Regions from separate parts of the Homo sapiens genome. Here region 1 is linked to region 2. The links are chromatin loops, found by intact Hi-C in ENCODE. Cell type or tissue: K562. All regions are shown on one strand. Links, peaks and the distances in the headings refer to the core of each region. The heading gives the core; the rest is flanking DNA. Region 1 overlaps MIR3681HG (MIR3681 host gene). Region 2 overlaps MIR3681HG (MIR3681 host gene).

Region 1 (2,919 bases), core at 159-2,658, 99 kb after region 2:
CCTCTTCTGTGGATTAATTATTTAGAGTTTGCTATGATGTGAATGTATGTGTCCTCCCAAAATTTATAGTTGGAAATCAAGACCCGATGTAATAGTATTAAGAGGTGGAGCATTTCAGAGTTGATTTCAAGTCATGTGGGCTCTACCCTCATGAGTGGGATTAATGCCTTTATAAAAGGGCTCCAGGGAACTATCTAGGTCCCTTCTGCCCTTCCATCCCTTCTGCCATGTAAAGACACAGCAAGAGGTGTCATCCTCAGTGCAGAGAACAGCCCTCACCAGACACAGAATCTGCTGTCACCTTGATCTTGGACTTCCAGCCTCCAGAACTGTGAGAAATAAATTTCTGTTCTTTAGAAATTAACCAGTTTCAGGTATAACAAACTTACATGAGATCACAGGGCATTAGTTAAAGAACTTGTGTGTGAGCCTCAGAATAAATAACAAATTTCATAAAATTGAGCACTGTTTTCCAAACACAGTATTTGCTGTATTATGTGTGTTAATGCTTAAGGCAAGTTTTGTGGAGCCTACTCATCATCTCTAAGCCCACAAAAGACATAAAGGTTGGAAAAACTATGCCTGGTTACACCGCATTTTAAATTGAGGTCTTGCCACCGAGACACTGTCTCTAAAATTGGTCCCATACGGTCCCGGCTATATGGTACAAGGACAAAAAAATGAGATTTGAGATCAGCTTGTCTTGAGCAGTTTTTTACTTCTTTGCTCTTTATCATTAGGCAATTTGTTTAGCTTCTTATGCCTATGAAGAGCTTGGCATAGAATGGAAGCTCGGGAAGTGGTAATTTCCTTCCACAGTTTATCTGACAGTCCTTTCTACAGGGATGATGCACATAGTGACCTGACAGTTCCCATCGGTATCCCACCATATCTCTTCCATTCCTTGCAAAAGGGCAGCTACACCTTGAGTCCTTTTCTGAATGAGGGACTGATGTGAACTGTCCAACTTACTCACCAATAAAGACTGCCAGAGATAGACTTCCTTGCCTATGTAGAAAAAAAGTAAACCGAGGAAAATGGGCAGAAAAGAAACCTCTTGACGTTTGTTTGAAATTAACCCACTTGGGTGACCACAGTAATGAACTACTTCTCCCACACATACTGGTGCCTAGTTTCACTGGATTGGCAGCTTTGATCCGGAAATCCCAGGTGCCTGAGTGAGGACAGAGCTATGAAAATTCAAGCGGGATGACATTTTCCAAGGAGAGTTGGATTAGTGCAGGGGAAAATGCTGCCAAGCTGAAAACCTTTTAGTATGGAGGAACGAGAAACTGCATAAGCAACATCATACCTGCAACATGAGTTTATTCACAGTGAAGAGCTGGTGACCTTTGTGTGAAGGAAACTTGGGCTCCGCAGCCGACGTTTTCCTGTGTCTAATGCTAATGTTCCCCTTCTAATGCAAAACCAGCTGCAAAACTCATCTGCACTCTTCTCATGCTTTTCTTCTCCTTCCTGCTCTGGTTATTTTTTTTCCGGGCACACTTCTTACACTGTCAGAACTTAATATTATTTTACAACCCTGAGCCAAACCTTGGGAGCTTGAAGAATAGCTGAGAGGCAGACACACAAGCATGAACTGACCCCCTTTTAACACACACGTGGCTCTTAAGATAGGGGAAAAAGAAACCCAGGACTCTGCTGGTGTTGTGGGAAATGGTTTGTCCTTATCTGAACTCAGTTTGTGTTGGTTGGGGGCTTCTTAAGGAACTCCCTTTGCTGAGTCACTCTCTCAAGGACATTCTGAGGGTGATAAACTCAGAGCATGTGAGATACAGGACTACAGGACAGGAAAAAAAGGACTCTGCTAAGGCCATGAAGCCCAGGAACTTTCTCCACATTCTCTAATCTTTACACAGTCCTAAAGGGTGAGTAGCATTAATCCCATTTGTGTAGATGAGAAAGTGGGTTCAGAAAGTTTTACTGCTCTAGTGTCACAGACTTAGCAATGATAAAGTCCAGGATTTGTATCTAGATTTACTTACCTTCAATACCATGATGGCAATAATGGCCATTTACTGAGCATCGAACATGTCCCACATACTCTAAGGACTTCATGTCTATTTCTCTCATTATTCTTTGTAATTCTATCATCATACCAATTTTAAGGTTAAAAAAAAACATCCTTAGTGAGGTTTTATTACTTGTTCATGTCTATCTGGGATGAGACTTTATATGATAAAGAAAAAGCGCAAAGCAAATGAGAGCTAAATGTTCCTCTTGCCCATGCCACAGGTGTTCCAATAGCACAATCTTCAATTACTAGCTTTGATCTTGAAGAATTTCATAATAAGAACCTAATAATTAGGATGCAATTGAGGTGCAATTCTAAGCACTTTCAGATCATCAGCAATCCTTCTGCCAACAAAAGATTGTGGTGTGGGGCTAACGGACACTTTACAGTTATCAAAGGATCACACCCAAGACAGACGGATTTTTCTAATTGTAATTGTCCCTCTTGTCACACCTCACTCACCCAGCTTCAAGGAGTGAATGCATGAAAGCTGCTGAGAAGGTGAATAATTATTCCAGGGGACATGTATGCAGTTTCAGTACGTTTGAGTTCAGCTCACATTTATTGAGAGTGAATCACCGAATTACTGGACCATAGGCATTGTGTCTGAATGTTTCCAAAAATAATTATTTAGTATTCACAATTATTTATGGTAGGTATTATTGTTCCCCTCTTTTCTGATAAGAAAACCTATCCCAGTGAGGTATAGGCCATAAAAAGATCAAGCAGCAGAAGAATTTGAACTTAGGCTCTGATTCTTTTATTTATTTATTTATTTTGAGCTGGAGTCTCACTCTGTCACCCAGGCTGGAGTGCAGTGGCGTGATCTCAGCTCACTGCAACCTCTGCCTCCTGGGTTCAAGCAATTCTCCTGCCTCAGCCTC
Region 2 (2,919 bases), core at 174-2,673:
ACTGTCAATTTGATACTCAGAATTTAAAAATTCCCCAAATCTTATTAGAAATCAATAAAACTATGCCTAATTAGATGTAATGCGTCTTTCTTTTGAGAATGTAGGTTCATGGTCTCGTGGAACCAGTTCCTCCTGGTTTAAACAGAGTTATTGAAATGCAGGAAGGATGCTGGATGTCTGTGCTTCTTTTTTCTGAAAGGAACCTCTCAGTCCCTGGGTGACCCTGTGCTAATGAGTCTCCACTGGTGAGTCATCTCCCGGCCTGGACTCAGAGATGCTATCAGTTTCATTGAAGTCCCCACAGTCACCTCGGCTTCTCCAGCCTGCAACAGCTACAGGAAGGCCATTAGCTCAGCCGTGTGCCCTCCCTCCCCACACCACCCCAACTTGTCCCTCCTCTAATGTAATATTTGCAGACATGCCTGGCATTCGTTCCTAAAATGTATTATTCTACACACAAACACCCTTTGATCAGCTTGACAGGAAAACCAGAAGCATCACGTACATATTTGGTTTAGCAAAGCTGTAACGGGAACAGATGTCTCTGCAAAGACTATTTCAGAATGACCCTGAATGTGTCCTCTTTTTTTTTTTTCTGTAGAGAAATTATGGCCACATTTTTAATGATTCTTTCCAACTTGGAACTCTGCTGAGAGGTATCTCATTCATTCTCAGCCAGATTCCTGGCTCCCGGGCTGCAGTCCCGTGCAGGCTATAGGTTACTTGTTTGGAAGCATTTTCAGTGAATGAGGCCAGTCTGTGTTGTCCAGCTGGCAGGAGAGCAGCTGTGGACACATGGGGGAAATTGCACGTTTCTCCCTGTCACTAAGATGAGCCTGAGTGTCTCTCTTTCCTCAGGCAGCCAAGCAAACTTTCTGCTAGACCACACAGGCCCCAGTCACACTTACCCTGGGGCCCAAAGCAAAATTTTTCAGCTGCTGACAGGAAGAGTGTTTTTCTCTCTGGTTCTGTGAAGTCTGGAACCATGTGGCAGATGAAGTGGTTGCCTCAACTGGGTCACTGTTTGCTGGTCATGGGCTTCCACTGTGGAGCCAGCCCAGGGGAGGCCCAAATGGGAGGCAGCAGGGTGGGCTGCCCATGAGAAAAATGAACTGTTGAAAGAGCTGGACCTATTTGATTTGAACATCTGCACCATATCTTCCAGGATATTCTGTCCTGTCTACATTGTTGCCATTGACATGTCTTAGGTTGAATGACGTGATGGTGATAACAGATCATGAGATTTTCCTGTGTTATTTTTATGTTATGAGTGGTTTATTGAAGTGCAGTTAATATCCTCACTTGCTCTACCCTCCTTCTCTTGAAAGAGGTGATGATCCTATCTCTGCCCTCAAACTTTCTAGGTGAGGACTCGAGGGGTTGTGTGAAATTCTGGAGACTGTGCATTTGGTGGAAAGAGTATGGAATTTGAAACTGTGTAGTTGTGGTTTCCAAGGGTGGCTTTATCTCTTACTAGTTGTACAGACTTAGGCAAGTCACTGAAATTTACTGAGCACCAGTTTCCTCATCTGGGAAATGGAGATAACTGTCTACCTGAGAGATGAAGTATTCAACAGCTTGGCATCATGCCTGGGGCTTGGTAGATAATTCCTTCCCATCAGGCCCACCCCAGAGTTATGGGGTAGAGTCAAAGAGATGGACCCGAACTCCCTCCCTGTGTGGAGGAGCTGCTGTCCTCCAGGGGCGGTCAGTCAACAGGGACTGGCTTTCAATCCAATTCAGTCTAGCAGTGGAAGCTGGACTTGTAAGATAACAGCAATTAACATGAAGGCACCTACTATGTGCTGTGTTCAGACCTGACACACATTAACTCATTCAACGTTCACAGTAATCCTGCGAAGCAGGTCCTCTTATTATCCTTGTTTTACATGTAGAGGAACAGAATCTCAGAGCCGTAACAACTGGCTCAAGTCCACATGATCAGTAAGCAGAAGGGCTCAGCATCCAACTCAGACAGGCTGCCTCCAGAGACCAAGCTCATAACTACAATACTAACTGTCTCTGCTAAAATAATCTCTAAAACAATCTCAGACTTCAATTATCATTGCAGAATGCATTACATTCCAGGGTGATCACCTGCTACACATAACAGATCTTGACCCTTCACCCAACTGTTCAGGACATGTAGTAGGTCCTGCCCTCTGACCTCTCTTTCCAGCATGTACCCAGGGAATATATGCCTTGTTGCTGAAGCTGCAGGATGAAGGCGGTCCCACACTTCAATTTGGCTAGAAGACAGTTCTAAAAAATGAGGGAATGGCATAGCTTGGATTCACAAGTGTTTTTTTTTTTCTTCTTCTTTTTAATGCTATGCAGTTTTCCTCTCCAAATCTTGCACCAAGAGCTGTAATTATAAGATGATCATCATCATCCAAAAAAAAAAAAAAAAAAAAAAGAATAGAAGGTACTACACCTACAAACATTTAATTGTCCATGTAAATTAAGAGTTGTGAAATGACTTCAATGACTTCTACCTCTGCCTGGTGCACATTTCCCTACGTATATTTTCAAGAGAGAAGTTGAATGCCCTCCATAGAGAAATTCTCCTCTAATTTTATGAGCTAAAGGGGGAATTAGGGTGTGTTTTTCTCAGAAGCGATTTGGCTTTCTGCCTCCACCTTCTGCCAGACCCCAATTTCTGAACTTAGCCATGCCCCAGTTCTGATAGTTTGAGGAATGTGACTGTATGTGTGTGCAAATGTGTGTGTGTCTGTGTGGTTTAAAAAGTAATGATGGGATTCAATATAGAGCTCTTCTAGGTGTGGCATGGCTTTGACCTTGAATCCCACCTGGCCCTAGTGAACGGGCCTCTCCCTTGATTTGGTTATCTCATACCCTGGATTTGGTTCTGTGGCATGTCCAGTCCTAACCTCAGAGGCTTTGCTTTTTTACCCTTTA

The links. Peaks named below come from ENCODE experiments on the same cell type or tissue, not always from the same donor. Only the 100,000 strongest peaks of a DNase experiment are listed, where the experiment ranks them.
Region 1: a loop joins it to region 2, with 4 times the contacts of the local background. A loop is called at or near these places in 2 of 110 quality-filtered maps.

What each region holds. Positions count from the first base shown.
Region 1 is chr2:12,275,985-12,278,903 of GRCh38, forward strand. The region is part of intron 3 of MIR3681HG (MIR3681 host gene); the gene reads left to right. Among named protein-coding and RNA genes, the nearest start is that of MIR3681, 78 kb to the left of the region's middle. RefSeq lists an enhancer at 1,672-1,816 and a cis regulatory region at 1,739-1,749. In K562, for the core only: no CTCF peak of the experiment used is centred there; DNase peaks (open chromatin) are centred at 1,687 and 2,459; H3K4me3 peaks cover 1,914 bases.
Region 2 is chr2:12,176,921-12,179,839 of GRCh38, forward strand. The region is part of intron 3 of MIR3681HG (MIR3681 host gene); the gene reads left to right. Among named protein-coding and RNA genes, the nearest start is that of MIR3681, 21 kb to the right of the region's middle. In K562, for the core only: a CTCF peak has its summit at 1,686; DNase peaks (open chromatin) are centred at 261, 861 and 1,591.